Linked DNA regions of Homo sapiens: regions 1 and 3 are each linked to region 2. A link is a loop called in an ENCODE intact Hi-C map of the cell type or tissue named here. Cell type or tissue: heart right ventricle. All regions are shown on one strand. Each heading gives the region's core, and the rest is flanking DNA. Links, peaks and the distances in the headings are about the cores only. Region 1 has its middle 660 kb from the start of SNORD151. Region 2 overlaps LOC105375268 (a long non-coding RNA gene). Region 3 has its middle 690 kb from the start of SNORD151.

The links. A loop is a pair of places that touch in the nucleus more often than their neighbours do. Peaks named below come from ENCODE experiments on the same cell type or tissue, not always from the same donor. Only the 100,000 strongest peaks of a DNase experiment are listed, where the experiment ranks them.
Region 1: it touches region 2 in a loop (2.0-fold over the local background); 3 of 110 quality-filtered maps call a loop at or near these places.
Region 3: a loop joins it to region 2, with 2.0 times the contacts of the local background. A loop is called at or near these places in 4 of 110 quality-filtered maps.

The regions. Positions count from the first base shown.
Region 1 is chr7:46,798,371-46,809,579 of GRCh38, reverse strand. No RefSeq gene overlaps it. Among named protein-coding and RNA genes, the nearest start is that of SNORD151, 660 kb to the left of the region's middle. In heart right ventricle, for the core only: no CTCF peak of the experiment used is centred there; no DNase peak of the experiment used is centred there; H3K27ac peaks cover 2,494 bases.
Region 2 is chr7:47,032,782-47,043,990 of GRCh38, reverse strand. All of the region lies in intron 2 of LOC105375268 (a long non-coding RNA gene), which reads left to right. Among named protein-coding and RNA genes, the nearest start is that of SNORD151, 430 kb to the left of the region's middle. RefSeq lists an enhancer at 4,113-4,895. In heart right ventricle, for the core only: no CTCF peak of the experiment used is centred there; DNase peaks (open chromatin) are centred at 3,870 and 4,850; H3K27ac peaks cover 4,531 bases.
Region 3 is chr7:46,771,093-46,782,301 of GRCh38, reverse strand. It overlaps the pseudogene EPS15P1. Among named protein-coding and RNA genes, the nearest start is that of SNORD151, 690 kb to the left of the region's middle. In heart right ventricle, for the core only: a CTCF peak has its summit at 5,338 (motif pointing left); a DNase peak (open chromatin) is centred at 7,528; H3K27ac peaks cover 637 bases.

The DNA of each region.
Region 1 (11,209 bases), core at 1,319-9,318, 230 kb after region 2:
ATGTAAATGTTTTCCACAAACGTAGATGGATAAGGAGAAAAGAGAGACACAGGGAGACAGAAGAGTGGAGGTGAGAAGAAAAGGGGAGAGAGGATGAGAGAGGCAGAGGGGAAAGTGGTGAAAGGAAGGGAGAAAGGGAGACTTAAGGTTCTCATTTCACCTAATTCTAGGAAGGCTGGAAATACTGGCTTCTCTCTACTGGGGCAAAGGATGGCTTCTTACCTCCTTCATCTCCAGGGCTCTTTCCTTAGTGTGGCAACTGAAGAATGAGGATGACAGGCTCATAAATGTGGAGAGGAGAGCTTTGTTTCTCTTAAAGGGTTGCAGCCTGCAAGGTTGTCATTCTGACAGGCTGGGAGCATAGCCTCTGGCCAGAAGGGGCAAAGGGAACAGAAATTAATGCTGAATAGGGTGACCAAATATACATATTTAATAAGTCATAGAAGAAGTCATAATTTTTTTTTTAACTTTTAGTTTCAGAGTTACATGGGCAGGTTTGTTACGTAGGTTAATTGCATGTCATGGGGGTTTGGTGTATAGAATATTTTGTTACCCAGGTAATAAGCATAGTACTCAATAGATAGTTTTTGAATCCTCCTCCTCCTCCCCACCCTTCACCCTCAAGTAGGCCCCTGTGTCTATTCCCTTTGTGTTCACACTTATTCAAAGTTTAGCTCCCACTTATAAGTGAGAACATGTATTTAGCTTTTTTGTTCATGTGATAGTTTGCTTAGGATAATGACCTTCAGCTCCATCCATGTTTCTGAAAAAGACATGATCTCATATACACAATGGAATACTATGCAGCCATAAAAAAGAGTCATGAATATTTTTGAGAGGAGGAATGCACAGGCAGTTGCATTTTTACCCTTTCACAGACAGCTTCCATGTACAAAAAATGCTAAATCAGAGGGTGGAATTTTTGGCCCTCTGACATCAAAAGGTGAAGCAGAACATGCAAAAACCCTCACTGTGCATTCTCTGTAGTCTGGTCAGAACCACTCCATGGCTGGTGGTGTCAAATCAGGTAAAAGAGTAGGGGAAGCATCAGGAGACTGGATGATGTCAGCGGTGGAATCTTCTTAAAGGGCTGGTGTCTGTTTAGCCCTTAAGGAAGAAAAGCTAATGGTGGTTAGCGAGGGAGGAGGCATGAGGAGGCCTGTCTGAGCTCAGTTCATGGAGGAGAACTCAGTTTTCAAGGTTACTCTGGGGTCCCACTGGCCAAAAGATGGTCCGTTCAGTTGGTTAGGAGGTTTCGAATTAATTTTACTTCTCAAGTTTTATCCTCAGGCTACTTGAAGAGGTTCACTATGCCCCAAGCCCACCATGGCATTTACAGGGGGTCCTGGTGCGCTGCTTTGCCCAGCTTTTCACCTCTACCAGCGTCCTGCTGGCCAGCATACCCTTTCAGCTCCATTGATTCCTTTGTCCCATTTTCTTCACTTCCAGCCTAGGGTTACGGATTGCTTTTTTCTTTTTTTTCTTATTCTTTTTTTTTTCTTCATTTATCCTTGACTTGAAACACATGCTTTTTGTTTTTAAATCTTTTAAACAGTGAAAGTCTGGCACGATGCTCAAAAATCTTCACTTGATATTGAACTAAGCCTTTACCTGACACCTTGTGTTTCAATTATCTATTGACTTTCTCTTCTCCTCCACTTCACTGAGCATAATTTGAGAGCAGTAGCTAGGCTGTTTTACTAACCTGAGTGTGTCCAATTCCTAGCATAGTTCCTGGTAGTCAGGAAATGTTCAACACGTGCTGTTGTATAAGAGATTGAAGGTTTTATTGTGTGTTCTTGATCCTGAAGTACACATTGGCTTACATTTTAATATATCTGATATAAAGGTACGCTTTACAATTGATGTATGCCTTTTTCATCATCTTTTTTTTGAAAAGCTATTAATGCACTGGTTTCACCTTAAAATCAAATTACAACAATAACACTTGTGTAGATACAGGGTTCTCTGAGAAAATTTGAGTGTCTTATAAATTATGAAAATGTTCCAGAAAATTTGCACTGGTCTGAACACATAACAGATTTATATTAATGATCATGGAATTATTACCTATTCTGACTTTTTAGAAAAAACACCAGAACTCACTTCCACCTGGGACAAATTTCTACAATAATTTGGCACTTATCTAACTGACATAACTGGGTTTTTTGTTGATATAAATAATGGAGTGAATAACATAACTATTACGCACTTACTGTTTTGTTACTGCTTAATTGAATAAAGAGGTTTGCTGATTGTTTTCAAACTGAGTATGGACACTAAATCACCACAGACTTTGCAATTTATAATGGTAAGTGCCCTGAGGTAAATATCCTGCCTGCTGGTGGGCTTGGCATCTGGCAAAAGTGATGATGAAATTGGGAATAATGGGTAGCTGTGAATTGGAAGGCACTGTTATGCATTTGGAAATAAGGAGACGCCAAACCCAAGGAACTTTCTGCAGAATGGCGAGGAACACTCCAGGGAGAACAAGAATAAATGTTCTGGATTGTGTTGGAGTGGTTTGCAGGGTGTGGGATGGAAATGAACCACAGGAAACTATGCAATGAAAAAAAATCAAAACTGGAAGAGGAAGGGAAATAACAACAATAACCACATGAGTAGAACTTGAAATTAGTTCCAATACCCATTCAAAAAGAAATGATGCACATCCAGTTTTCCCGGGGAAAAACAAAGACAACAAAATAACACAGGAGTATTGTTTACCAAGCTGCTAAGGGATATGGAGTAGGGAAGCAATGTATAAAAATTCACAATCCGAGAAAAATTAAACTAGAGCTAACCTAGGCTCCTTGAAAAAATCTGTCTGCCATAGTGCTGAGGGGTGTCACCTACAAAGGACAGAAGGCATGACAATAATAAATCAGAACTTGCCAGAAATACACACCCAGGAGATACTCAAAACTGGAAAAGTAGTGAGGTTTCTAATTTCTATTTTTATGCTATATTTTCTGTTATAGACGTGTCATAGATTTGTGGGGCATCCTCTTAACATTTTGGCAATTTGAAAAACGCCATGCTAAAATGAAAGATAAAAGAAATGATTAAAAAAAAAAACTCTCAAAAACCAGCAATTGATTTGCAAGGTTATTGTCATTCTGCATAATCTTATTTTGACCTTACTATAGAAGGCAACTGTTCCAACCAAAAGAAGAAAAGGTTGCCAGTCCTGACATAGTCAACCACAGATTACAGTAACCAATTTCTTGCCCTGTGATACTCTCAGAAGCCCACCCAGCTTCTCAGGAATTGGCATATGTCCCTAAGAGAAAAAAATAAAAACAAAAACAAACAAACAAAAACTTTATTAACCCTTTGATTTTATCTGTATCTTGATTTGATAGTTCTTCATTCTTATTAGCTTTTCAATACCTTTAAGAATATTTTTAAAAAATATCTTTTCCAACTATTCTCAGTGAAAGGATTTGGTAGAATTAGCTAGTTATGTACACTATTAGGAGAGGAATTTTTATTTTCCTATTTAAATTTATTGAATGTCTACTATGTCCAGTTACTCTTCTAATAGTGAAAAACAACCAACCAAACAAACAAACGAACAAGAAAAGATAAAATACAGCCTTCAAGTAACTTATATTCTAGAGGAAGGTCAGAGAATAACTATCAAAATTAAAATGTGTGGTTTGTAGATGAGATTTCCGCAGTGGTGATGTGAGGAGCTTGGAGAAATCTCTTTCCCAAAGAGACATCTACTAATCTGGCCAAAATTAAAAAGGACAAATATTTAAGGTCTTTGGAGACTATTCAAAGAACTTACATGAAACTGAGAAGCATTTGTTGAACACAATCTCTAAAAACTTGGTAAGAATATGAGAGGCCATGACATTCAGTCTAGCGAGAGCCTCCTTCCCTGCAGCTCTTTGTTATGGAAGAGCTGTTCCAGTAAGCTCAGCAGTTCCTGTCTCCTCAGCTCCCTGGTGTAGAATAAGTGTTCTAGTTGAATTCAGTCACCCATTAACATTGATGGGTTCCATTTTTCCTTGATAGGCAATGCCTATATTGAATGGGAACAGGCAGTTACTATTCCCCTATCTCTAACTCCCATTTGTAAGGTGTAACTGAGTGGCGAACGAATAAAGAGTAAGATCCTCATGTCCTGCATGAAAGCTGCTCCAATGGGCTTGGCAATGGAATGGTAGCTCCTATATACTCCACATTCCTGGCTTTGGGGCTTTGGAGAGCTGTTTTGAGTGGATTCAGTAGCTGGTAAAAATACACAGATCTTATCCCCTCCATCTTTGGGCTGTGGAAGATCGACATTGGATGGTGGTGACAACCAGGTGGTGTCATCCCCTTTCCCCCAACACAGCACCTGCTCCATAGGAAAGATCAAAATAAGGCAGCCAGTGAAGAATAAGTTACTCATTTCCCCAATCCCTTGTTCTAGAATGCACACATTCTGCCCAGGGGAGCATAGGAGCAAGCCACAAAGACTGGTAATACTCTGGCCCCACCAAGGGGCCCACGAAGGAGATCAAAACATGGATAAATCAGCTAGTAATTGGTGAAGACGAATGAGTAGGTGTAATACCAATAAAGGCAGACCACCAATAAGTTTAATAAAGAAATCAAGGGAAGAAACAATAAAAGAGCCCGTCTAGAATCACGGTAATTAATTCCTTTTGCTCAGGATGTGTGTTTATGCCCAAGTGCACCTTCCTCTGAGGAGCAAGTGGAGAGGGACCTTCTGAGTTATAAGTCCCTGGATAAACATGGGTCAAACTCATAATATCCCCAGACAGTGAAAGCAACCTCTAAGCCACACATAAATCCAACAGGCAAAAGTGAAAACCTGACTGGTTTAGGAGGCTTACGCAAAACTTCTGACCAATCAGTGGCTGATCACTAAGTGATTTTGACCCAGGTACAGCCCCTAAGAAGCCAGGTTTAAAGATTAAAAATGAGGAAAAAAATGTTGAGTGGGGACATCAGAGGATGCATACTGCAAGGGAGGTAGGCTTCCCTCAATCCATTCAAGTCAATAAAGAAGAAAACCAATGAGAGAAAGCCCCGGAGTGTAGAGAAAGTTAGTATATAGCATTGCTATAATGTTATTATTTTAATATGACTAAATAAATTTTCATATTATTTAAAGTGTTCAGTTTTAAAAACTAAATTATGAAATATGGAAAGAAACAAGGTGTTACCCATACTCAGGAAAAAAAATACAAGCTACATAAAAAAGCTTTGAGAAGACTCAGTTAGTGTACTTAGCGAAGACTTTGAAGCAGCTATTAAAAATGTTTTAAATTAAAGAAAATTATTTTTGAACAATTAAAGATAAGATAACAATGCCTCAAGTAGAATATAATAATAAAAATATAGAAATTGTAAAAAATGGGCAATGGGAATTTTGGAGTTGAAAAGTAAAATACCCCAATTTAAAAAAATGCAAGCCAGGCGCGGTGGCTCACGCCTGTAATCCCAACACTTTGGGAGGCTGAGGTGGGCGGATCAAAAGTTCAGGAGATTGAGACCCTCCCAGACAACATGGTGAAATCCCAACTCTACTAAAAATACAAAAATTAGCTGGGTGTGGAGGCATGTTCCTGTAATCCCAGTTACTCAGGAGGCTGAGGCAGGAGAATCACTTGAAACAAGGAGTTGGAGGTTGCAGTGAACCGAGATTATGCCACTGCACTCCAGTCTGGTGACAGAGCGAGACTCCATCTCAAAAAAAAAAAAATGCATTAAAGGGTTCCAGCAATATGCTTGGACTGGCAGAAAAAAGGATCAGTGAACTTGAAGATAACTCAATAGAGATTATGCGATCTGAAGAACAGAGAGAAAAAATAATAAAGAACAATGAACAGATTTGGAGAGATATGTCAGGCACTATGTATGCACAAATATACACATAATGATAGTGCCAGAGGAGAAGAGACAGAGAAAGGAGTGGAAAAAATTTGAAAAATCATGGCCACAAATAACCCATATTTGGTGAGAAACAGTAATCTGCACATCCGAGAACTTAGTAAACTTCAAAGAGGGTAAAAACAAAGAGATTCATGAAGATATGTCATAGTCCAAATGTTGAAAAGTAAAAATAGGAGAGAACCTTGAAAGCAAAAAGGAAAAAAAAAAAAAAAGACAGTGTGTACTGTCATGTACAAGGTAATGCCAATATGATTAAGAGTAGATTTCTAATAAGAAACAATGAAGAGTTAAAGGCAATGGATGGCATGTTTAAAATGCTGATGGAGGATAGAAAACCACATTTGTCAATGTAGAATCTTATATCTAGCAAAATTATCTTTCAAAAATGAAAGTAAAGGTATTTCTGGTTTTGGCTTTAACAGGTGAAGTTTTAAATGTTATCAGTCTATTATTATGACAAATAAAATGGAGAACAGAATGAAAATCAATCAATGACATTCTTAGATTTAAGAGAGAATCGAGGTCCCAGCAAACGTCACCACCCAGAAATCTGGAGTGACACACAAATACAGAGAAACATAACTGACACCAGCTTACCAGGAGCAGAAGCCCACAGAGCCATAAACACATAAGTGGTAATTTTGTAAAACAGCTGGAGACTGAGGGTGGACAAACCTGAGTGTGAGAAACTGCTGAGGGCCACAGACAGGGAGCCTTCTCTTTTTTTTTTTTTTTTTTTTTTTTTTTTTGTGGGTTTTATCTCCAGGAGCCATCAGGTTCTCATGGAGAAAGATCCAAGAAAAATCACCTTGTGTCTTTGGCAGAGGCTAGGGAAAAGTAACTCATTTGGAATATGCCCAGCGCCTTCTCCATCACAAAGGCCTAAAGACTTTACCATAACCTTATCTGACATAGGAGGAAGGAAAATTACTCAATTCTAGTAGCATCAATTCTTTCCGTCCCACTTAAGAAGTGGGGCTGGAGAAGGGCAGTGAATGTAGGAAACATTTATGAAAATCCCTCTCCAGGAACACAGGACCACTAAGAGCCTGAGATTTATTCACAGGATTATACAGTGTGTCCTCTGCTCCATACTATGTTGTCATACATCATCAGGGTTTCAGTACAATAGCATTGAATTAAAGCTGAAGAAGCTGCCAATACCCAGAGCCTATTTAAAAAGGAGTTCTCAGGAAAACATTTAGACAACAAGAGAGACAAAAACAAAGACACTGGGGAAAACTAAAGCCTCTGGCACCCAGGGCCACAGCAAACATTAAACACAGCCGAACTCCTAGCCAGATTAACATAAAACCTCACACTAAAGGCCAATTTACTTCATTACCTATCACACAATATATCATTTTCAGGGTTCAAGATGATTACAAGACATGTAAAAAGCAGGAAAAAATGCAGTGAAAAAGACAAAACAAGCATTAGTACCATATTGAGATATGGCACAGATTTAGGGATTATCAGACGGAGAATTTAAAATAACTGCAAAAGTATAATAAGGGTTCTAGTGGAAAAATGAGATAACGACAAGAATGGATGAATAGTTAATAAAAGCGGAGGGATGGAAGCTCAAAGAAAGGCTCAAAGGAAGTGATAGAAGCAAAAAAAAAAAAAACCCACTGTACATAAATGAAAAATGTCTTTGGTTTCCAGCTTCATCATTCTCAGCAAACTATCGCAAGGACAAAAAAACCAAACACCGCATGTTCTCACTCATAGGTGGGAATTAAACAATGAGAACACATGGACACAGGAAGGGGAACATCATACACCGGGGCCTGTTGTGGGGTGGGAGGAGGGGGGAGGGATAGCATTAGGAGATATACCTATTGTTAAATGAAGAGTTAATGGGTGCAGCACACCAACATGGCACATGTATACATATGTAACCGACCTGCACGTTGTGCACATGTACCCTAAAACTTAAAGTATAATAAAAAAAGTCTTTGATGGGCTCATCAGTAGACTGAGCATAGGTAAAGAAAGAATCAGCAACCTTAAAGAGATGTGAATAGAAACTTCCCAAACCAAAATACAAAGAGAAAAAACAGAAAAATTAAGAGCAATGGAACAATTTAATCAGTGAACATATATGTAATTACAATAAAGAGAAGCAAAAGAGAATAAAGCAGAATAAATATTTGGCACAATAATGGCTGACAACTTTCCAAATTTAATGTCAGATACTAAACCACAGATTTAAGAAGTTCACTAAACACCAACCGAAATAAACACCTAAAATATCAATACCTATTATATTCCAAATTGGAAAAACCAAAGACAATATGAACATTTTGAAAGAAGTCAGGTAAAAAATACAGTAAAACATTTACAGTACTGAAAGAAAAAAAAGTCCTCTATGAAGAAAATTTTTCTTCAAAGCGAAAGAGAAATGATAATTTTTCTGACAAACTGAGACAATTCATCATCAGCACAACTACCATGCAAAAAAAAAAATTAAGTTCAACAGAAAGAAGGAAATAATATAGGTCAGAAGCTCAAGTATACAAAAAGAAAGGAAAAGCACCAGAGATAGTATAAATAACATAATAAAATCTTCTATATTTCTTTATCAGAATTAATATAATAGATTCCGATATCTGTTATTGGATAAGTGACACCAAAGACAACTATTTTATCAGGAATAGGAGGGAAGGATTGAGAATATTCTGTTAAAACAAACCTGAATTACCCATATTGTTTCATTTGAAAGTGTATTTGGATTACTCGTAAATGCATATTGCAAACTCTAAAGAAACCACTAAAAAAGAAAGTATAGTTGATCTGATAAGAGGGAAGATGGAATTACATAAAATAATTAAAACCAAATTAAGGAGAAAAAAACAAAGAATAAAAGCAATGAATAGAAAACGGTTTCAAATATGGCATATATATTTCCAACTATCTGAATACTTTTTAAAATATAAATGTTCTAAAAGCACCATTTAAAAGAGAATGACAGAGTAGATTAAAAACTATGTGTGGGCCGGGCACGGTGGCTCACGCCTGTAATCCCAGCACTCTGGGAGGCCGAGGCGGGCGGGCGGATCACGAGGTCAGGAGATCGAGACCATCCTGGCTAACACGGTGAAACCCCATCTCTACTTAAAATACAAAAAAAAAATTAGCTGGGCGTGGTGGCGAGCACCCATAGTCCCAGCTACTCGGGAGGCTGAGCCAGGAGAATGGCGTGGCGTGAACCCGGGAGGCGGAGCTTGCAGTGAGCGGAGATCGCGCCACTGCACTCCAGCCTGGGCGACAGTGCTAGACTCCCTCTCAAAAAAAAAAAAAAAAAAAAGAAAAACAAAAAACAAAAAAACTATGTGTTGTGCACCAAATATTTACTTGAAATATAAAGGCATTGATATACTAAAAGTAAAAGAGAGGAAAAGAAAATACAGTCCTAACAAGTAGCTATATTAATTTCAGGCAAAGCAGACTCAAAACAAGGAAAATTATCAGGTATAAAGAGGGACATTATATAATGATAAGGAGCCAAATTCTCCAAGAAGTCATAATAATTTTAAATGTATAAGCAACTAGGACAAAGCATCAGAATACATGAGGAGAAAAGTTGACAAAACTGCAAAGAGAAATAGACAAAGTCACCATTTACAGTTGAAGACATCTCAAGAGTAAATAACACCATGGAATACTATGCAGCCATAAAAAATGATGAGTTAATGTCCTTTGTAGGGACATGAATGAAATTGGAAATCATCATTCTCAGTAAACTATTGCAAGAACAAAAAACCAAACACCGCATATTCTCACTTATAGGCGGGAATTGAACAATGAGAACACATGGACACAGGAAGGGGAAGATCACACTCTGGGGACTGTTGTGGGGTGGGGGGAGGGGGGAGGGATAGCTTTAGGAGATATACCTAATGCTAAATGACGAGTTAATGGGTGCAGCACACCAGCATGGCACATGTATACATATGTAACTAACCTGCACATTGTGCACATGTACCCCAAAACTTAAAGTATAATAAAAAAAAAAGAGTAAATAACAGATCATGTAGACTAGAAAGTCGGAACGGATAAATTTGACCTGAAGAGCACTATTGATCAACTTGATCTAGTTGGTATTTATAGGATGCTCGACCCAACAACAGCAGAATACATATTCCTCTCAGACTCACATGGAACACTCACCAAGGTAGACAACATCCTGATCAATAAAACACAACTAGACAAATTTAAAATAATAGAAATCCTGCAATGTGTACTCTCAGACCACAATAGATTTAGATTAGATATAAATCACATAAAGACAGCTGGAATTTCTTCAAGTATTCAAAGATTAAACAGCACACTTCTAAATAATATGTGTCAAAGAAAAAGTCTGAAGAGATATTACACATGATCTTTGATTTAATGAAAATAAAAGTATAACCTATCAAAATTTTGTGATGCAACAAAAACAGTGATTAGAAATGTATAGCGTTAAATGTATATATTTAAAGAATGTAAAAGCCATAATCTAAGATTCTCCTTAAAAAGTAGAGAAAGAGAAGAAATTTAAGCCTAAAACAAGCAGAGGAAAAGAAATAATAAAATTTAGAGCAGGAATCAATGAGATTGAAAACAAGAAAACAATAGAGAAAATCATCATAATCAAAAGTTGGTCTTTCAAAAAAGATTGATAAAATTGATAAACTACTATCCAGGCTAACCAAGATCAAAAGAAAGAAGACTAAAATTACCAATGTCAGAAATAAGAGAAGGATGCTTCCTGCAGATCAGCTAGATATTAAAAAAAAGTAAAGGATTGATGGGTACAACACTGTTTCCCAAAATTTGGCAACTGATATAAAATGAAGACACAAGCTAACAACACTAACACAAGTATAAATAGATAATCCAAATAATCTAAATCTATTAAACAAATTAAATTAATAAATACTAGCCCTCTGAAAAAATAAAGCTACATTGTTTCACTGGTGAGGCCTACCAAATATTTAAGGGAGAAAAACTAAACAAAACAAATCCTCTCAATATCTTTCACAAAATTGAAGCAGAAAAACTGCTTTCTAATTCTTTGAAGCCAGCATTATTCCATCCTAACACAAAAAATAGATAAAGACATTATGAGAAAGAAAAACTGCACTGCAGACCAATATCTTTTTTGAACACAAATTTAATAATCATCAACAAATTACTGGCAAATTGAATCCAGCAATGTTTAAAAGAATTATTCAACACAATCATCTGGAATTTATTTCAGGTATACGAGTCTTCTTTAAACATCAGATATGAATTAATTTAATCC
Region 2 (11,209 bases), core at 1,695-9,694:
TATAGTCTATGAAATGCCTAGTACATTTCCCCTTTCCTCCTTGACTCCCCAACTTTTCTGTGCAGCAGAGAAAGAGACTCAGGATGTATTGCCAGGCTATCTGTTTGCTCCTTCTCTCAACAAAGATTCATGGGACCCGTCTTTGGAAGAGTGCAGGGTGCGTGGCCTGGAGGGCACATCAGTGGACAAGCACAGCCTTTCTACCGTAGGTCCAGTGAAGAAGAAAGTGCACAGGTGGCATCAGCGTAATGCACCTTAGGTCCAGGCGGGCACCAACACCAGAGGATGGGGCACATCTGACAGGATTTGGATAGGAAGAAAACTTGCTTTGTCCTGGGAATAACTCAAAGTGACTCCTTTATCATTCACAAATATTTTACATTGCTGTGACTCCTCCTACAACTGTATTCATATTCTCCCACGAATAATGCATGCTCTCTGGTTTCCTTGTTGCAGTTAGGGAGTGACTCTACTGAACTCTTCTATGCACTCAGATGTAGATTGCAGCAGCCTCTCCTGCCATCCCTCTGGTGTCTCCAACAAGCTCTTTGAGAATCCTAGTGGCCAATGGGTCACACACTTGACAGTCTCAAAAAACATGTTGCTTACGGCAACCTTGTTGCAACTTGAATATGCAAGAGGTTTTTAGGTGGTTGGGATACAATTAACTTCCTAAGCAGAACTAGGAGAATTGCTCAGGAAAGAAGTAACTGTGACAATCATTTTAGTTATCCACTCTTGGCCTCTTTTCTTCAGCCACATTTAATTTTTCTTCCCAGACAGGGTGGGAAAAAAGATGCTTTTATTCCTTGCTGCTATGACTAAAATAACAACAGATTTCTGTGAAAGATAAAGAAAGGAATGGACTTCCATTTAGCTCCACTCTGAGCCACTTCAAACCTTCTATGCTTTAATGCTCACCATAACCCTGTATAGTAAGTCCCATAGTCCATTTACCTAGATGAGAAACTGGGGATACAGCCACCTCATCCTGGTAATGGTGCTCAGGACAGGTCAGTCCTCCAAGTCCTCCACACCAGGGACCTGCTCGTTCTGGACAAACAGGGGTGGCCTGTAGGATGGCTTGCAATGCAGTGACTAAAGAGGCTAAGGTCTAATTTTCCGGGTTGGGGACTGCTGTTCTGCATCACCCAGATGTGATTCTGACCAAGCAGGTTCATGAGCCCAGTGATTCAGGGCTCAGCTGGTAACAGGGAAGCAGGAGGCCAAGAGTTTCTGTGAGTTCTTAAATACCCTGTAGTTAAGTCTGTGAGGGAAAATCACTTCAGGAAACTCACCAGATCATCTGCCGGTGGACTGTGTTCTGGCATGTCCATGTTGGGACCCATGCTGGATGCCTCCTCATGCTGCGGCCCAGGGAAGCTCAACTCCCTTGTGCTCTACACTTTGCCTCTCTAGCCTTCTCTTTCCTCCTGTCCTGGATGTGTCACTTACCACACTGGTTCCTCCCTCCATGTTCCTAACTGGGGACTTGTGGACTATGACCAGTGGTGCTCTTTGAGCTAAAGCCTGTTCTGTAGCTCCTGCTCTGACAGTCCCCTGACATCGCAGCCCCACAGAAGTTCTCAGGCTCCCAGTACCCTCAGGAAGCCCCTCAAGATGCTGCTCCCCATCCTTCCCTGCAGCCCAAATGATAGAGTCTACACCCTTCCTGGGTGTGCTGATCCCTCGGCCACCTGTCCTCATCCATTGCTGTTTAAACCTTCCTGTCAATCCTCAGCTCATGAGGTCACTCCTCATGAAGTTCATGGTCGCTCTCCATGAACTTCTGTAGGCAATTTTTCTTGTCACATTCTCCAGTCTTTGAAAACCCACCATTTGGGTTTGGGGTCTTTCAGGGAATATTCTCTGACTCTGAAAACTTGAAGAGACTGTGATGCTGGTAAGTACTGTGAATGCCCTTCCGTCATGGGGTATGGCTATGTGGCAAACTTCTCACAAGACCGTAATCTTGAGTGGAAGAGGTATGTCTGCAACACTTCCTTGAATTCTTTCTTAAGGTGCAAAGTGGCTTGCATGACATAGATTATCAGTAAATCTTTCTCGACTGCTTGACTCTACTTTAATGCATTTAAACCCTACTGAATATATATTAATATTGTAAACACAAAAGCATTCTCATTTGAAAATTATAGGAATTGCATTTGGGAGAATGCAGGAAATGAAGTGTCAGTGTACTGACGAGAATAGTCAAACAATATTAGAAACAATGAAATCAATGATTAATCAGTGTTTATTATGATGTATCTAGGATCCCCCAAAGTGACCATGTTCTTTCATCCAGCAACTTAGGTACTAAAGAAGAAATAGTTTAAAAACCTTTGTGCAAGAGATGTTATTTCTGCACTTTAAAGAAATATTGGCCAGAGAAATACTTCAAGTTCCAATTGTAGAAAAAGGTGTCATTGGAATTGTGATTTTTCCAAACTATGAAATATTATTATTTTGGGTATTGCATTTATTATTGCAGATGTTGAAATGACAATCGTGAAAAGCATTATAATATATAAAATAATGCTTTTGCTAGAACTTTAGGTTTAAAAACATAGGTTCATAAGGTAATTCAACACATCTAGCTCTACGTCTCTATCTCCAAACATCCAGTCATTTATATTATTTATATTTGTGTGTGTGTGCATGTTAGCAGTTGCGAATCTGTATGAGTCTGCAGCAATCTCAATTCTTGCCTCCTCAGAAAAAAGAATTCAACTTAAGGGGCATAAGGCAGAGTTAGAGACCCAGGCAAGTTTTAGAGCAAGAGTGAAAGTTTACTAAAAAGTTTTAGAGCTGGAACGGAAGGAAGTACCCTTGGAAGAGGGCCAAGTGGATGACTTGAGAGATTTAAAAGCATGGTTTGACCTTTGACTTGGGGTCTTATATGTTAGCAATTCTTCTGGGGTTGCATTACTTCTCCCCTGATTCTTCCCCTGCGTGGACTGTCTGCACGTGCAGTGGCCTGCCAGCACTTGGGAGGGGGCGCATGTGCAGTGTGTTTACTGAAGTTATGCACATGCTCACTTGAGGCGTCTTTCCCTCACCAGTCGAGAGTTCCCAGAGGAAGGTCATATTCCAGTTAAAGTCTGCCATTCTGCCTCTTAATGCACATGCTTGAGCACGCTCGCCCAACTCCTGAGATCTTATCGGGAAGCTGCTGATCACCTGTTTCAGGTGTTTTCTATCTATTAGGAGACTGCCTTTCCCTGGCATTGGCTTCGACCAATTGTTATTTTAGAGAAACAGTTTTAACAACCACAGAGCATTGGCTTCGGCCAATTATGATTTTAGAAAGATAGTTTAACAACCGCCTATCACCTGACATTCCTGGTGGGTGGTGGTGGGGGGCCTCTCCTGCCCTTCTCATGCCTAACTACCTTCTGTAAGGAGCATATATACACAGATGACACTGACAACACACGTATATGCATATCCCCAGTTATACATAGCAAGTAATTTATAACTAACTAGCTACCCAGAGATATATTGTCATTTATATGCATATACCCATGCACATATATATATATATCTAATCTGTTTGTATATCGGTTGTCTATCTATATATCTGTCTATATAACTGCATTAAAAAACTCACCAAAAAGTTAATAGTGGTTGTGTTTAGAAAAAGGCCTATATGGAACTAATTTTTTTTCTTTTATACTATGTGTCTCCTAAATTTGCTCTTATGAGCATGCATTACTTTTTGTTTTAAATAAAAACAATGTATTTTTTTTCAAAAGCACTTTGTCCACCATTTCACATTTATGACCCTTAAGACTTTCTAAAAGTTGGACTGCAATTTAAATAAAAATAGCCACAGCCAAGACAATGGGCATTTTTCCTCTCTGGCAACCACACAATGAGAATGCATTTGATACACAGCCCAGAACATTCCGAGTGAACTAACAGCAGGAAACACACTCAAGCTGAGATCATTAAAAGTTACTAGATGACAATTTGTTCTAAGTTTTGAAAATTAACCCAGCAAATATGATTTGGCCACAAGAGGAAAATATCAAAAAATCACCTAAACCCAGCTCTTCCAATGTTGAACAATCTTTTGCTGTTGTTTGAATATAGCCCAGATGTCTGCATTTTGTTCTTATGTGACTTTACAGAGGGCCCCAGTCATAGCAAAGAAGTTCCTACAGCTCGCTGAGAGCTGGGTGCACCCCAGGTGCCCTGCTGGGTATTTTTAATGTGGTGTTCTTATTATCATAGCAATCTTGCCACACAATACAGGTGTTGTTTTCTTCTTTTATAAAAGAGAAAGCTGAGGTAGACTGATGCTAAGTAACTTCTGAGAGGGTTGTGGTGACAAATGAAAGAATGAAGGTAAAATGCCCATTTCAATGCCTGGGGCATGGTAAACATTTAACAATGTTAACTGGTGTAATTAACAAAGGCAACATTCTTGGTGGGTCATGCCTGCGAGGGACCTTTCCACAACAGAGCCCTGAGATGCGAGATGTGTGGTCAGCAGGGCTCCTGAGCAGGGATTCCCACAGATATAATTTACTTCTTTGAGGCTAGGGGCCATGTGAATGGGAGCCGAGTTCCTACCTGTTCTCCATGGTGGCTGCTTTAAGACAAAGGCCAGCGAGAATCTGATATTGGGGAAAGAGCTTTCACATCAGGAAAGGAGTTAGCAGGCAGAAAGGCAGAATGATTTCTCACTTGGAAAAAGTAAACAAGAACTACAGGACACCATGAGTTCCTGGGAGGGAAAAGGGTTGGAACTACAGATGTGCAATAAAGACCCAAACACCCACTGAGTGCGACTTCTAGCCTTCCAGAAAGCTTCATGTTCATGATGATGTCCCCTGGGGCCACCCGTGGCTGGCTCAGCCTCTGTTCCTGATTTCCTTTTCATTGCTCTCAGGCTCTCTGTCCTCAACACAAATCCACATCTCACCCACTCTGTGCTCAGGTAGGAAAGCACCAAAGGAGATTGAAATAGTCTACTTAAATCTAGTGTCTGTTGCTGATGTTCTTTCCAGAATATTTTCCCATTCTGATCTACGCAGCAAGTCATAATGAAAAGGTGGCATGTGTCCATCTTCCTCAACTTGACCTAGAGTTTGGAGAACGGTAGCCCAGGGATTTACGTAACCTGTAGGCGGCTCACGGCGAATCCACCCTGCTTCTTTGTGCAGATTACAGCAAGCATCCCCCTGGGGAAGCACAGCACTGCAGGCAGGTGCTTCCTCCTCAAGGCAGACCTACCCTGCCCCAGCAAAGAAGCTTGAATTTTAGCTCTCTCTCCTCTCTTTGGCCAGACACCCTGAACAAAAACAGTGCACAGCCTATGCAACTGTACATACTGACCTTAGGTGGTAGAAGCCTGAATTATTAAAAGAAGCAGGATGAATTTATGTGAATAATAACAAACATTTTTAAAAGAGACTGAGGGAAAGTATTCCTGGATGTTTCAAGAAACCTGAAGCAGATTAACTTTTTCCACCTAAACATGTTGCTGACCAAGTAACACAACACATGATCTTAAAGATAAATGGACCCCCACTGGCCCTCCTGATTAATTCACATATTCATTCCACATTCACCTACTGTCTGCCTGGCCCTGTGCTGGCATTGAGGATTCAGGGACCAATGTGGCAGCCGCTGTACTTGTGAAGCATCTCACTTAACCTGGGGCCCATGGACATGACATCTAAGGACATGTATGTGAGTAAGAGTGAGTGCGTGTATGTGTGTGTGTGCATTTTCCAAGAATGGAAAGATTTCAGGAGATTTTAAAGAGATAAGAGGGACAGGGGAAGGTAATTAACCCTATGAGTTCAACAACAAAACTGACATCCAGATGAGCCCACAGAGTAAAAACAGAGCAGGAAAACAATTTGGCACACAATGTTATCTTTCTTGTTCCCATCCCTTGTGGTAACTTTTCTTTTGCTAATAGAATAGAAGAAAAAGATGGAAAGAGTCAGAAAGAACAGAAACATTGATATTCAACCATTTGAAACAAGAAAGAAACTCTAAGCACAGAAGGCAAAGAGGTGAGGGTGGAAGAAATGTTATAAAGCAAACGGCATGGAGTATAGCACACATGCACTTACACACACCCACATGACTGCACAGAACGAAAAAGGCGTGTAATACCTCCTTCCCATGGCTTAGCACATGTATATATGTGCATGCACATGTACAGAAAGAAAGCACGTGGCACACACTCGGTATGTCTTAGTACATAATTACATGCATGCACACACTGAGAAAAAAGGCATGAAGCACCCCACACATATGCACACACACACATATGTCTACATAGAAAGGGGAGAGCATGCACACAGCCCTTCTTGTTGCATTTTACACACATGTACACAAACACGGGGAAAGGTTCATAGTCGGTTTAGGAAATCATTGATGATAAAGGTTATTTGTTTTATTTCAGTTAAATAGATTAACTAGTTAAATATATTTCTTTACTGTGGGATTTCTCCAGTCCTTTAATATGCTAAAAGGAATTAACATATCTCAAGGAAAAGATATAATATATAGTTCATACTATGTCCAAAGGGTATTATTTTTTAATTTTTAAAGCATCTCATAAGACTAGTATTTTGTGGGAGAATTAGAGGAGAGTGAGCTAGATGTGACGAGCCCAACCACCTATCCTGATTCGAAGGAATGGTGTCATAAATTGTGGTGCAGAGTGGCCAGGATCCTTCAAACTGTGCTTATCACGGCTGGAGGGGCCAAGGCTGGATTCTCTGGGGCCTACCACACATTACCAAAGTGTAGTAATGAGGTGAGGAACGAAGATGAGAAGACTGAGGAGTCAGGGTGAATGTGTGATGATGAGGATGTTGATGTTGACGATGACAACGATGATGATGAAGATGATGATGGCAATGGTGATAATGATGCTGCTGCTGATGACAGTGACGATGATTAGGAAAGGAATAATGATGACAATGACGGTGATGACAGCAGAATTGGTGCTACTAAGAGTAAGCATTCCTGAGCACAGACTGAAGTGAGACTGCATGGAGCAGCTCCTATGCTGATAAGCATGGTGCATGCTGCAGCTGCTATTATTGTTGCATGTTAGCTTCCACTCAAAGTACCTTGTAAGTGCTATGTGTCTAATATGCATAATCCCAAGGAAAATGCAACCACCTCACTCCTATTTAATAGGTGGGGAAACTGAGGCTTAAATGGTTTACTTTGACAAGTTTATCCAGTCACTAAGCAGTAGGGCCTCCAGTTAGTTCAATTGTGCTCTAACCCCAGGGCCATACCCTTTGATCACTCACTCATGGAAGAGTTTCTTTATGACAGACAGTGCTAAGTATTTACAAATATCAATCCTCACTACAGCCCTTTGCCAGGTGTGTTATTGTTCCTGGTTCATAGAGGAGAACATGAAGGCAGATATTGTTAGGCAACTAGCCTAAGCTCGTCCAGCTGATACAAGTCAGAGCCCATCATCAGAATCAAAGCTCTCCCATTAATAAACAGGAGCACATTTCAATATATGTGTTTGATTAAAGATTGGTGGCCCTTCTGTACTTCAGGGTCCAGCAGGGATGGATGACACAGCAAGTCAGGGGAAGTAGCACACAGTGTGTGAGTTCTGCAGAATGATGTATGGTTGGCCTCCAATGGGCACACGTAGGAAGCCTGGAGCCAACTATTGGGGAAGCTCTTAGATACCCTGTGCTCTGACTCATTCATGCATTTTGTTATTTCTTGAGCACAATATAAGGGGAAGGACAATCTAGGCAGAGAAAAGAGCGCATGTAAGGACTTAGGCACGTGAAAAATGACACAGTACTTGGTGAAGGGCAAGAAGTTAGAACCAAAAATTTTGAGGCCAGGGGGAAAGCGGAGGTGTGTAAGGTAGCAATACTGTGGTCATATGTTAAGGGCTTGTGAACCATGCTGGAAACAACCGGCCCTGTACCATGCAGAAGTTACCAGGGACTTCGTTTTGTCTTGTTTTAATTGCCTTGGGGTGTTGAAGGTTTGGAAATGGCTTGAGCCCGTTTGTTTCCTAGGATGACATACCTGGAGGTGTGTAGCGGTATATCCTGGGATATGAACAAATGCAGAGACAACACAAACTGTCAAATGAAGACATAAATGATGAAGGCCAGTGAGAAGTGAGAGGGGCAATGGGACATCTTCATGGCTTCCGCCAGCTTTAGCCTTCTGTAAACTCTGAAATCCAGGGGCAGGGTCAAGGATGCAGAAAATTTTCCAACAGGAAGTTTCCTGTTTCATCTCATTTAGAGAATGGACATGTTGTAATGACTTGGCTATGAAGAAGAATGGAAAACACATTTTTCTAAAGCCTGCATTTCAAGGTCTCATATTGTAGATGGAATACTGCTGCAAGTCATGGCTTTTGCAGGTTAAAGAAGACAGGATTTTGTTCGGTCTTTTTTTTCTCCTGGGAGTGCAGATTACAGAACAAAAGCATTCTGTTGCATAAACCCAACACAAGGCATCAGAGTTCGGGCAGTTCACTTTCCCGTGCATTGGTGCTTAGCTAGAGATCACCAAGGGTCACACATCTAAGGGAATTCTCTGTATTCACGGGGAACCTCCGACTCTTGGGAAGACAAGTTTTCAAATGAAAAAAGAACAGTCAGTTCTCCAGAGCCGTATAGAAGAGCCTATCTTTCCAAAGTGTCTCTTTTTAGATGTCATCTGACGTGGTAGAATAAACTTGAGATTAGAATAATCTAGAATTAAAGTCCAATCCTCCAACGAAGTGGCTCTGGGACTCTGGCCATTTTCCTTAGTTTCTCTGAGGCTCTCTTTTCTTACCAGTAAAACTATGAATAGTAATAAGAATCTAGTGAATAAAGTTGTTGTGAGATGAAATGAATTAATGCAGGTGAAAATTGGGTTCAGTGCCTGGCACATAGAGGTTATTTAATAAATGGCTGGACCTGGTGGCTCACGACTGTAATCCCAGCACTTTGGGAGGCAGAGGTGGGCAGATCACCTGAGGTCAGGAGTTTGAGACCAGCCTGGCCAACATGGTGAAAACCCATCTCTACTAAAAATACCGAAATTAGCTGGGTGTGGTGGCGGGCACCTGTAATCCCAGCTACTCAGGAGTCTGAGGCAGGAGAATCGCTTGAACCCAGGAGGCAGAGGTTGCAGTGAGCCGAGATTGTGCCACTACACTCCAGCCTGGGTGACAGAGCAAAACTCTAACTCAAAAATTAAAATTAAATAAATAAATGCTGATTTGCTGCATCCCTCCAGCACTTTCCTGAGTTGCTCCCACATGAGGGTATACGTGTTTGGGGGCTGCAGATGGTACTCATGTGGAAGTGTGAGCTTTATCTTATAGGAGCCACACTTGCTGGAAGTCATCTGAAAATGGTTCAAACCCGCTATGGAGTTATTCACAGCAACATCACCTAAAGTCAGGGTGGAGTCTGGGTTGGGAGTGCCCTGGAACCAGGCGTGCAGGGAGAACTAAGGCCCCCTGACATGGGGGTGGCATTCCTTCCATCCCTGTTTCCCAGTGTCCATGTCCTACCAGCCCAGGACACAGTAGTGAGTGATTCATCCTTGTGGCAGTGAATGTCTGGGGCTGGGTGTGATGGAGGCAGGATGAGTGTGAGAGCCCCAGGAAAAGGCCACATATGAGGATTCAGTGTGGCCTAGTGCAGCTGCCTCAGCTTTGGGCTTGGACAGTTGCTGAACTCTGGGACTTTATGCCAGTTGTTGAGTGTCCTAATCTGAGAAGTGGCATCTGCCACTGCGCTGCTTTTTGAGGTTCTTTTATAATCATTTAAGGTTGTACATGGCACAAAGACTTGAGAGTCTCACATATCATAAAATGCTCAAAAACCTGTTTTCGGTTTGCTTTTTGTGCCGTATTTTAGAAATTTGTCAAGGTAATACATATTTATGATTTTAAAGATAGTAATGAAGAGCTAGTAATAAAAAGCAAAATTTCTGCCTCATTCTTTCCACTTACAGTTTCACTCTGCAGAGGGAAGCAAGTTTTATTCTCTTAACAATCTGGTTTAGTTTTTCAGCAACTCCATAGCTCGAAGTAATATGCTCATTCATCTATTCTTTTATTGATCCAGCTGAGATACTGCCTAAGATTTCTGGTTCTGATTTCCGGGATTTAGAACACAAATTCTATGATTCAAAATGTACACTTCAGCCCAAGTGTGTCCTCTTCAAGTTCCTTCTCTCTCCTGTACCCTGGGCCTTCAAGGTCAGGTTTCAAAGTGCCTTAACAGCTAGGCTAAGGGCTTTGAGCCTTGCCCAAGGTCAAGAGGAAGTCGTAAGGGAATTGTTACATAGGGGAGTTATATTGTTAACCATTATCATGCCATAGTTTGAGCCCAATCTTCCCAGCAGATGAGCAAATACAACAATTTGTGATCTTTAGAAAACATCTGGTTGGGTGTGATGGCTCACGTCTGTAATCCCAGTGCTTTGGGAAGCCAACGCAAGAGGAGCTCTTGAAGTCAGGAGTTCGAGACCAGCCTGAGCAACACAGCAAAACCCTGACCGTACAAAAAATAAAAATAAAAATTGACCAGGCACGATGGCTCACGCCTGTAATCCCATCACTTTGGGAGGCCGAGGCGGGCGGATCACCTGAGGTCGGGAGTTTGAGACCAGCCTGACCAACATGGAGAAATCCCATCTCTACTAAAAATACAAAAAAATTAACCGGGCATGGTGGTCCATGCTTGTAATCCCAACTACTCAGGAGGCTGAGGCAGGAGAATCGCTTGAACAGAGGAGGTGGAGGTTGCAGTGAGCCAAGATCGAGCCATTGCACTCCAGCCTGGGCAACAAAAGTGAAACTCTGTCTCAAAAAAAAAAAAAAAAAAATTAGCTAAGTGTGGTGGCAGCATATGCCTATAATCTCAGCTACTTCAGAGGCTGGAGTGGTAAGATTGCTTGAGGCCAGGAGTTTCAGGCTGCAGTGAGCTATGATCCTGCCACTGCTTTCTAGCCTGGGCGACAGAGCAAGACTCTGTTTCAAAAAGAAAAAAAAAAATCTTAGTTGGAATAAGATACAGATCAAAGTTACTTTTCAAAAGCCAGCTATGCTTTGTTAGGGGAGAGGGGAGTTGTGACTGATGCCTAGTGGTAGCTCTCATCATTATTTTCATGATCTTTGTTGTAGCTTGGCTTTGTAAGATTTTTGGTTTTGGTCTCCATCACCAACCTCTTTCTG
Region 3 (11,209 bases), core at 1,598-9,597, 260 kb after region 2:
CCACTTGGCTGGGAAGATCTCACAAGCATGGTGGAAGGCAAGGAGGAGCAAGTAACGTCTTACATGGATGGCAGCAGGCAAAGAGAGAGAGCTTGTACAGGGGAACTCCTCCTTTTAAAACTATCAGATCTTGTGAGACTTATTCACTATCACCAGAACAGCATGGGAAAGGCCTGCCCCCGTGATTCAATGACCTCCCACAGGGTCCTTCCCACAACACATAGGAATTCAAGATGAGATTTGCATGGGGACACAGCCAAACCATATCATAAAAGAAACAGACTATTCTTTCCCTTATCCTCACTCAACCATGATGAACATCTTATAAAGCCACACTTGAGAAGGTGGTGGGTACACATGTTGGTGCTACTGATTCAGCAGCTATGGAGCATTTCAGCTCCTAATGTGTACCAAGTGTGCTCCACATGCTGGAGATAAAGGAGTTAAAAAGGCAAATGAAGATTTGGGCCATAGGAGGGTTTACATTTATGAGAAAGAAACAGAATATACATGCAACAGAAAAACATGTAATGCATTATCTAGTTACAATTTTGCTGTAAGTAAAGGGAAATACAGCTAAATGGTGACAGAAGGGAGGCTCCTTAGAGTGGACACTCAGGAAAGACCACTTGAAGGAGGTGATACTTGAACAGAGGCCTAAATAATAGTTCCCCTGCTATGTTTTGTGGAAGCATTCAAGGGACAGACAGCTGAAGTGCAAAGACTGGATGTGAGAACCAGTTGGGATGAAACCTTCCAGGGATGGCTTGGGATGGACTGAGTAAGGAGAGATTGAAATGATTTTAGCAGATGAGATCAGAGGTGGCCAAAGACTAGATTACATGGAGTCTGGTGCCCATAGGGAAACCTTAGATTCCTTCCTGTGTGCAGGAGAGTCTAAGAGATTTAAAAAGAGAAGTGATATGCCTTGAGTTTGTGTGTGTGTGTGCGTGTTGTATGTTTTCTGGTTTGAGGTTACCATGAAACTTGCAAATACTCTATTGCCCAGGCTGGAGTGCAATGGCACAGTCTTGGCTCACTGCAACCTCTGCCTCCTGTGTTCAAGTGATTCTCCTGCCTCAGCCTCCCAAGTAGCTAGGATTACAGGCACATGTCACTATTCCCAGCTAATTTTTGTATTTTTGGTAGAGACGGGGCTTCACCATGTTGGCCAGGCTGATTTTGAACTCCTGACTCCAGGTGATCTGCCTGTCTAGACCTCCCAAAGTGCTGGGATTTCAGGCGTGAGCTACCTGGCCTGGCTCTGCCTTGAGTTTTGTTTTAAAAACATCATACTGGCTGCTTTGCAAAGACTAAGAATAGACTATATGAAAAATAGTGGAAAGCAAAGAGATTTGTAATGGTAGATAATTTGATAATTTGTCTACGTGGAGACTATACAAAATGATCAACTTATGGATAGATAGAGCCAAATGGACTTGATGGCAACTGGATATGGGATATGATATTGAGAGAAATAAAGGATATTTTCTAGTTTTTGTTTTTAACACAGTGGACAACAGTGATGCTTTCTCACTGACATCAAAACAATTAGTTGAATAGAAATCCTATGGGGAAAATCAAGAAACTCAATTTTGAAAGAGTTTATTTTGAGATGGTTATTAAACACTTAAATTGAAACAGTGAGATATGTTAAGATCTTTTGATTAAATTCTGATTAAACTCTTGATTAAAGAGTTTAGTCCATTTATATTCAGTGTTGTTACTGATAAGTAAGGACTTACTCCTGCCATTTTGTTATTTGTTTTCTGGTTGTTTTGCGGCTGTGTCTTCCTTCTTCCTTCCCTCCCTCCCTCCCTCCCTCCCTCCCTTCCTTCCTTCCTTCCTTCCTTCCTTCCTTCCTTCCTGTCTTCCTTTTAGTGAAGGTTATTTCCTCTGGTTATATGATTTAATTTCTTGCTTCTTATTTTTTGTTGTATTTGTTAAACGTTTTCTGGTTTGAGGTTACCATGAAGCTTGCAAATACCATCTTGTAACCCATTATTTTAAGCTGATAAAAACATGGTTTGCATAAATAAACAGGTAAGAAAAAAACCTAATAAAGACTCTACACTTTACCTTTTCCCCCCAAGTTTTAACTTTTTGCTACTTCTATTTATATCTTAGTGTACTGTCTATGTCTTGAAACATTGTTGGAATTATTATTTTTGATTAGTTAATTGTTTAGTCTTTCTACCTAAGAGTAGTTTACACACCACAGTTACAGTGTTATAATATTCTGGTTTTTGGTCACCTACTATTAATGATGAGTTTTGTACCTTCAGATGATTTCTCATTGCTCATCAAAGTCCTTTTCTCTCTGATTGACATACTCACTTTAGCATTTCTTGTACTACAGGTCTGATGTTAATGAAATCCCTCAGCTTTTATTTGTCTGGGAAAGTCTTTATTTTCCCTTCATATTTGAAGGATATTTTTGCTGGGTATACTATTCTAGGGTAAAATATTTTTTCCTTCAGCACTTCAAATATGTCATGCCAATATCTTTTGGGTCTGCTACCAGACATACTGGAGATCTATTGTATATTAATTTGTTTCTTTTTTCTTGCTGTTTTGGGATCCTTTCTTTATCCTTGACCTTTGGGATTTTGATTATTACATGCCTTGAGGGTAGTCATCTGTGGGTTAAATCTGCTGGGTATTCTATAACCTTCTTCTACTTGAATATTGAGATCTTTCTCTATGTTTGGAAAGTTCTTTGTTGTTATCCCTTTGAATAAACTTTCTGCTCCTATCTTTCTCTTTAATTCCAATTAACTCTTAGATTTGCCCTTTTGAGGCTATTTACTAGATCCTGTAGGTGTGCTTCATTGTTTTTTACTGTTTTTTCTTTTGTCTTCTCTATGTATTTTCAAATAGCCAGTCTTCAAGCTCACAAATTGTTTCTTCTGCTTAATCAATTCTGCTCTCAAGACTCTGATGCATTCTTCAATATGCCAATTGCATTTTTCAGTTCCAGAACTGCTTAATTCTTTTAAATTATTTCAATTTCATTGTTAAATTTCTCTGATAGAATTCTGAATTCCTTCTCTGTGTTTTCTTGAATTTCTTTGAGTTTCCTCAAAATAGCTATTTTGAATTATGTCTGAAAGGTCACATATCTTTGTTTCTCTAGGATTGGTCCCTGGTGTCTTATTTGACTCATTTAGTGAGGTCATATTATGTTGAATGGACTTGATGCTTGTGGATGTTTGTTGGTGTCTGCGCATTGAAGAGTTAGGTATTTACTGTAGTCTTCACAGTCTAGGGTTGTTTGTACTCATCCTTCTTGGGAAGTCTTTCCAGGTGTTCCAAAATACTTAAGTGTTGTGATCTATGCTGTATCTGCATTAGGGGGCACCCAAAGTCCAGTAGTGCTGTGGTTCTTGCCGACTCATAGAGGTATCACCTTGAAGGTCTTGGACAAGATCTAGAAGGAATCTCTGGATTACCAGGCAGAGTCTCTTGTTCTCTTCTGTTACTTTCTACTACACAAATGGAGTCTCTCTCTGTTCTGAGCTGCCTGGAGCTAGGGGTGTAGTGACATAAACACCCCTGTGGCCACCAGCACTAGGACTGTGTTGGGTCATACATGAAGCTAACACAGGACTGGGTCTCACTCAAGGCTTGCTGGAACCATTCTTTGGCTACCATCTATGTTCTCTCAAGGCCCTGAGGCTCTACCACCAACAAGTGGCAAAGCCAGCCAGGCCTGTGTCCTTTCCTTCAGGGTAGTGAGTTCCCTGGCCAGGTCCAGATATGCTGTCCAGGAGCCAGGGATGAGAGTTAAAAAACTTAAAAGTTTACCTTGTGTTCTATTGTACTGGAGCTGTGCTGGCACTCAAACCACAAGATGTAGTCCTTCCAACTCTTCCCTCCCATTTCCAAAGGCAGAGGAGCCTCACCCCATGGCTGTTGCACCACAGGCCCATAGAGAGTACTGCCAGGCTACTGTTAATGTTTCCTTAAGACTCAAGGGCTTTGCAGTCAGATTATGGTGAATGCTGACTGATGTGGGACTCACCGTTCAGGGCAGTGGACTCCTCTTTGGCTTAGAGCAGGTCTAGAAATACCATCTAAGAGCCAAGGTCTCGATACCTTGGCTCAGGTACCCAAAGAGCCTGTTTGACATTCTACCCCGCTGTGGCAGAGATGGTACCTAATGTGCAAGACAAAGTCTCCTTTACTTGTTCCTCCATTTTTCTCAAGGAGAAACAATCTCTCCCCATAGTCACCATAGCTGGGAAGGTTCTGAGTCTCACCTGAAGCCAACAAGTTTCAGGATCTCATCCAAAGCTCATGACATGCTACATAGGTATCAGCTGGTTATTTAGGGTGCAGGGGCTCTTCAGTTAGCCACTGATGAATCTTGCCAGGACTGGGTTCTTCTCTTCAAGGGGGTGGTTTCCCTTTTGTCCCAGAATGTGGCTAAAAATGTTGGTCAGGAGCTAAGGCCTGAAAAGGGGGCCTCATGACTCTGACCAGTGTCCTATCCTGCTGTGGCTGAGCTGATATCCCAGATGCAAGACAAATTCCTCCCCATTCTTCCATTTCCTCTCTTTAAGCAGAAGGAAGGGGTCTATATTGGAGCAACGAGCTCTGCAGCCTCAGGATAGAGGAGGGGTGGAACCAGCACTCCCTTAGCTGCCCTGACTGGTGTCTCAGTACATCATGTACCCCTCCCCGCCCCAGTCCACTAGCTCTGAACTGAGTTCAGCACTAGAACTTGCCTAGGAGTTGCAGACCTTGTGGCCTAGATGCCTTTCAAGTTTACTTAGTGCCCCAGAGCACTCCAGCCCAAGGTGGCTATGCTTGCAGGAACTCAAGTTCTGACTGACAGGATGGGTGATTCCCCTCTGGCTAGGGCTGGTTGAAAGGCTTTCTCTGTAGGTGGGCATCAGCTGAGTTTGGTCCAATTTTGCTTTCTGCTATAACAGAGCAGCACTGAATTAAATGCAATGTCTCACACTTGCTGCACTCTCCCTCTCCCAAGTGGACATATTCTCTCTCCATGCTGCAAAGCCACTGCCAAAGGATGAGGGAGGGGAGGCATAGATGATTCAAGACTGTTTTTCCTACCTCTTCAGTGCCTCTTTCAGTGATATGAAGTTAAAACCAGATACTGTGAGTGCTCACCTGATTGTTGGTTCTTATGAAGGTGTTTTTTTGTGTGTAGATAGTTGTTAAATAGGTGTCCTTGTTGGGGAGATGATAAGTGGAGCATTCTATTCTGCCACCTTGCTCCACCTCTCCCCTCATTATTCTTTTTCATGTATTCTACATCTTAGTTACACTCATTTTTTTAGACGTTCCCAAACTTTGCTGCCCCCTTTTGTTCATAGATGTTCTTGCATCCACATGGCCAAATCAAGAGACCCTTTCTCCAGAGTCTTCCATTTTCTCTTCATTAGAATTAAACATCTTTTCCTATCAACTTTTCTGGGACACAATGTGTTCATCAGGTGTTAACATGTTAGTTTCATGAGTTTGTTCCTTGAGTCACTACATCTTATTTATTGTTGTATCCTTTAAATGCATAACAGAACTGGTAGGCTCAGTGAATGTTTGCTGCATTGAATAAGCAGAAGAAAATAATGACAAGTTTGCCTTCTGTTAGAGGAAGAAGACATGTATTCATAAAATAAAGGCACTAGGAGACAGCAAAAATAACGTAGTCCTGTGGTGATAATCATGTACGAAGAACATAATGTATATCATGTACCAAGAACATAAGGTTGTGTTTTGTGTCATAAGAAAAGGGGAAGTTCATTTGACAATCATTTATTAACCATTTGTTTTGTGCCAGACATAGTGCCAGGAATAAATCAGGTATGATCCCTGCCCTCATGGAACAAGGTAGGAGATTAATCAGTTATTCACCTTATTCAGTAAATGCTCATTGAGCACCAAATGTTAAGGTAACAGCCTCTAATCTGATGGAATTTAGGAGTCCTGTGGTTTAAGTAGTCATTATATATTATTGTCAAGTCCTTCATACTAGAGGTAAGATTTTTGGTGACCTTGAGGTATTTTGAAGTTATAAAGAGGGTTGTTTCTCTTTTATGTATTTTTTTTTTTTAGACTTAGAATGAACAAACTCAGGACTTAGAATGGAGTTTGAGAGCAAGGAGAAGCATAATCCCTCACTCCCAGAAAGAATTGGAATTGGGACAGTTGAGTCAATATTGTTGCAAGTGTTATAAAGCAGAGGCATGTACTTGTGAAGAGCATGATATGACCACATGGATCATCCGGGTTATTGTGGACTTTGGAATCTAGATGAGCCATGATAAAACAGTGCCTTTGGAAACATTGGTTTTATGTTTCATAGAATGTGCTACACATAAACAGTGTTTTATGCACGAAGATCAGTTGTGAAATAATGAGCCATGAGAGAATGTTTCAGACAAATAAAATAATAGTCCTTGAAAACACATTGTAATGTATGATTATGAAATTTGAATAGTATACTATGGAGTCTTAAAAGCTGAAGACTTAAGCAGCTTAGGGACATAAGGCTCTAATCTCTATTTGTGTGAGGTTGAGGAGGATTTGAGAAGGAAGTGAAAGCTCCTAGCATGTCCCCATTACCAGTCCCCTGCCTGTCTCTCCTATCTCAACTCTCATAGCAATAGAGATCAGATTTTAAATTTTGACCATGCCCAATTAGTTTAGTTTCCCAAGGTCATCGTGTAATTTCTACCATAGATTATCTAGTCACATCTCTCCTGAGATCACTTTCCCATTTCATAACTAAAAACTCTTATTGAACATTTAGACTGTTTTGTGACTAACACTCTCTAAAGTCTTTTCTGATGTTCCAGGGAATAACTGATGATGCTGAATCTGTATTCATTTTTACCCTGTATTGAATTATATCATTAACATTCTGATACCCTATTGTAACTATTTGTTTATATATGTTCCTTGCTCAGTAGAATATAACTGTGAAGACAGGGATGTTTTCACTGGGTGAATTTTTATAATCCCAACAAACAGCATAGTGCCTGGACAACTGGAAATCTCTCCCATTTGTTGTATAAAATAATAGATGAGTCGAAGCTGGGATGACCAGTTTTGTTTTGGGAGGGTGAGTGTTGGACAGTATACAGATTTCTTGGATGAGCTTGTTTGTAGAAATTCAGGGCTCATTACAGTTACAGTCTTTTGAAGAAATTCATTGTACTTTGAAAAAAAGAATTGGGCATACCATAAGACTTTCACATCTTGATAGATAATTAGTTCACTTTAGATGAATAAACAACATTATCAAATGATATTGCTTGAATACATTGATTTCTGGAGTCACTTTTGGCTCAAGAAGATTATGGATAAGTGGATAACTTTAGGGAAAGATACAATACCCAATTTTGGGGGGAGGTTTGCTAGTGATCAGTAGAAAGAGTAGCACAAAGGAAAAAAATCATAGTTATGAGACTTCTTGCCCTGTCATAAGCATCCCAGTTGTAATGAGGTTCTATTGTTGCTTACAGAAAAGATATTCCATGGTAGGGCTGGATGCCCACGCAGGCCAATGGCCAGCACATAGGGAACAAGTTGTTCTGTTCTACTTGCTTCATGTAGCTTTTCTTACTCCAGTGGAAAAAAAAATCCAACTAGGTGAGAGTGTATAACCAGAGACAAGCTGCTTATTAGCAATACAAGGAAAAGTAATTGTGCAATAGAGTAATGACAATGAAAATTAGTGCTCATCCCCAGGATTCAAGACCATAGCCACTCAGAGATCACAGGGAGCTTCACATGCTGTCTATCACAGCCAAGCATTTACAAGCCAATATTAATATAAACAGTGCACTAAAAAAGAATGTAAAACTAGACCTATTATGTTAGATCCTGGAAAAAAGGATCTTGGGACAGAGGGCAAGTGTGGACCAATCAAAAATTCGACTTTTGGAAGAGTTATATTTTTCTTTTCTTTTTTATTGGGTTTTTAATGTTGTGTGTAACTAAATAAAATACAGAAGGACTAAAGGAGTTTTGTTCATTATTAATCTATTGAGAAAAATACATGATATGTAAAAAAGATTTAATGTGTATCTTTGATACTTCTTCCAAATCCATGTATTTATAGGAACCAATGAACCAAGAAGGCAGGCAGACTTGCAAGGCCCTCATTACTCTTTGCTATGAGAAGGCTTCAAGTGGGCAGCCTATATTTTCTGATACAATTATTCTTTTTTTAATCTCTTAAAACACATACATCACAGACACACAAGAACACACACCCACACACACACTCCTCAAAAGTAATGTGAACATTCGTTAACACAACTTTCTGTCTTCCAGTTTGTCTACACCTAGAGCATAATCCTCCCTCAATATATTTGTCTCTCTGTCATCATCCTCAGATGGACTTAATGGTGGAGGAGTTAGTACCAAAAGCCTCATGCTGCATTCTGGAAGTTTCACCATTAGCCCAAAAGGGAAAAAAGAGTAACCTCTATGTCTATCCTAGAGGCTTCCTCATTGCAGACCAGACCTATGTGTAGACCCTGAGCATGCCTGCTGCCGCTTCGCTTCACCAGTCCTAGAGGAGTGAGCCATCTGCCAAACAGCATCCTTTAAAAATGTCCCCTTTTACCCTTACCCAAACCCTGATCCCACCTACCAAGCTCCATGCAGCCAGCTGGAAGGCTGACTATGGAGTGAGAGAGAGAGAGAGAGGAAGGGCTGGCTTGGATTGAGCCTCCCTCTTGTTTACATTGCATTACAATTCTTTTAAAAATTGGGGTTTTATGGTATTTATAAATATTTTATTGATTGATTGATTTGAGGCAAAATCAACATGTCTTTCTTTCAGCAATGGTTGTGTGAAGTCAGCTGTGTCAAGGTGTATCCCCCTGTAGGGGCTCCCATAAGTTAACACTCTACTTCTTCAGAATGAAATTCTAAGTCAATTACTTAATGTCCACTTGTAGGCTTAGTTTATTTATCTCACATTCATTTTATTACAGACATGTTTTAAATGCAAGCTTATAAATGAGCATCTGAGCAACTGTGAAGCCGATTTGCTGTGCACTGGTTACCAACTTGTCTGAGTTTGGTGAGACAGAACCCTCAAGCCCAGAAAGTTACATGAAATGGATTCATTAAGTACAGATTGGCAACATGTGCCAACAGAAGCCTAGGATCCATTGTGAGCTGGTCCCCCAAAGCTTGAGAAAATTGCCCAGGGCAGATGGTGTCTCCTCTTTATGTGCCCCATTTGCACTGCAGCTTAGGGATTCTGAAAGACAGCTCACCCTGGATTGTATACTCTGGGGCCTTGTGAGCTGGGCTAAAGAATTGAAGGACATCCTACTTGGGGGAAGAGGGGCCGGAACAGAGCACAGATTGTTCTGGCCTGCTCCTTGCTAATTTTAGAATGTTGCATTCCCAGCACATACTATAGTTATTCTTGAAAACTACAAGCAAAACAAAGGGAGAACTAGGTTGGTCCAAAATCCCCAGAAAATGGTCCTGCAGCAACCACATCCCATTTTATAGACACCAATCTCATTTCTCTCCCACTGTGAGTAAGCAGGATTACAAGGTCCTAGAGCTTCAGAGCTTCTCAGTTTTAAGTATAGTATATTTTAGCATTCCTGGCCCTAGGATCCAGGCTTCCCCAGCAATTCTGTATCCATGAAGCCTTAATTCTGTGACTGTTATAGGCTACATTTACTATGTATTATGTATTTATTCATTTCCATGAAAATGAAACACAAAATAAAACAAAAATGAACAAAACTCTTTTTGTTTATTGTGAAGTGAAGCCCATATAGAGAAAATATAAAGTAAAAAAAAAATCCCCCAAACATGCTAAATATACTGATCAATAAATCATCACAGGAGAACACTCACATAACCATAACAAAGGCCAAATAATCAACACATTGCCAGAGCCTACAGTCTGCATCCCCTAGTTGTGTCCTCTGGATCACTCCTCTTTTATCCTGAGTTTTACCACAGTAGTTCAGTTTTGCTTGTTTCTAAACTTTATTTCACTTGAATAATACAGGATGCATTATTTTGTGTGTGAATTATTTTACTTAATATTATCTCTCTAAGTCCCATCTAAATTATCTTACATCAAGGCAGTTTGTTTTTGTGACCAAGTACTATCCTATTGCACAGGATAATAAATATTCCACAATGTACTTATCTATTCTATAAATGTCTTTAGATATTTGAGTTGGTTCCAAGATTGAGATGTTACAGATAACATTTGAATTAACATTTGTTTGCATGTTTCTTGATGCAAATGTGCATGCATTTCTCTAGAAGTAGATTACTGAGTCTTAGGAAATGTTTGCATTCGAATTTAGTAGTTAATGCCCAACTCTTTTCTAAAGATACTGTAATTAATTCTTCCCAAAGTTTCTTTGTCATCTTATTGAAAACCAGTTTTTCTCTAATTGATGTTTATTTACCACTTATAATTTATTTTAATTATAGAATCAAATATTTTAAGAGTTGTAAAGGAGTTTGCAAAGCAAGTAGCTGTAACTTTTAATCCTGTATGTGAGGAAACCAAAATTTGAGGACGGAAATAAAATTTCTAAGTATCCCTTTTAATGTAAGCAGCTTTCATCTTCTCTGCTAGATTTTATTATTCTTAGATTTCTAAGTACATTTTGTGAATTTGTAAGCAAGGCATTTTCTTTGTAGAACTTTACTCATTGTGATCTGACAAGGCTCATCTAGTTAGAAGCTAAGTAAAACATACATATACATTTATCAGTGTATTCCTCAGATATCATCCTAACACGTTCTTAACTTCACATTATATATGTATAACACAGTTTGAATTGCTTAATGAATAATTTTGTTAGGCTTTCTTGTGGCATTTTTATCTCACTTACCCATTGTTTGTTCTCCAATGTGAAAAACTCAAACTGTGGGAAAACCAATTATAATCATTTTCTTCAGATTTGTTTCTTTTCTGTACCTTGTTTTGTTATGTGGGCATATCACTTATGGAGAAATTGTATATATATATATAATATATATTTAAAAGTGGTTTTAGGACTTAATTAAGAGCAGTTAAAGTGTGGTTATAATGCTAAGAATATTTATTAATATAAGGGAAATTTAATTCAGCTTAACTACAAGCAAACTCTAGATTTTAGTTTCATGTTAGAATTAGATATTATAAAAAAACTATTTATATTGCAAGGAAAGCTATTTAGAAAGATTTAATTTTTGT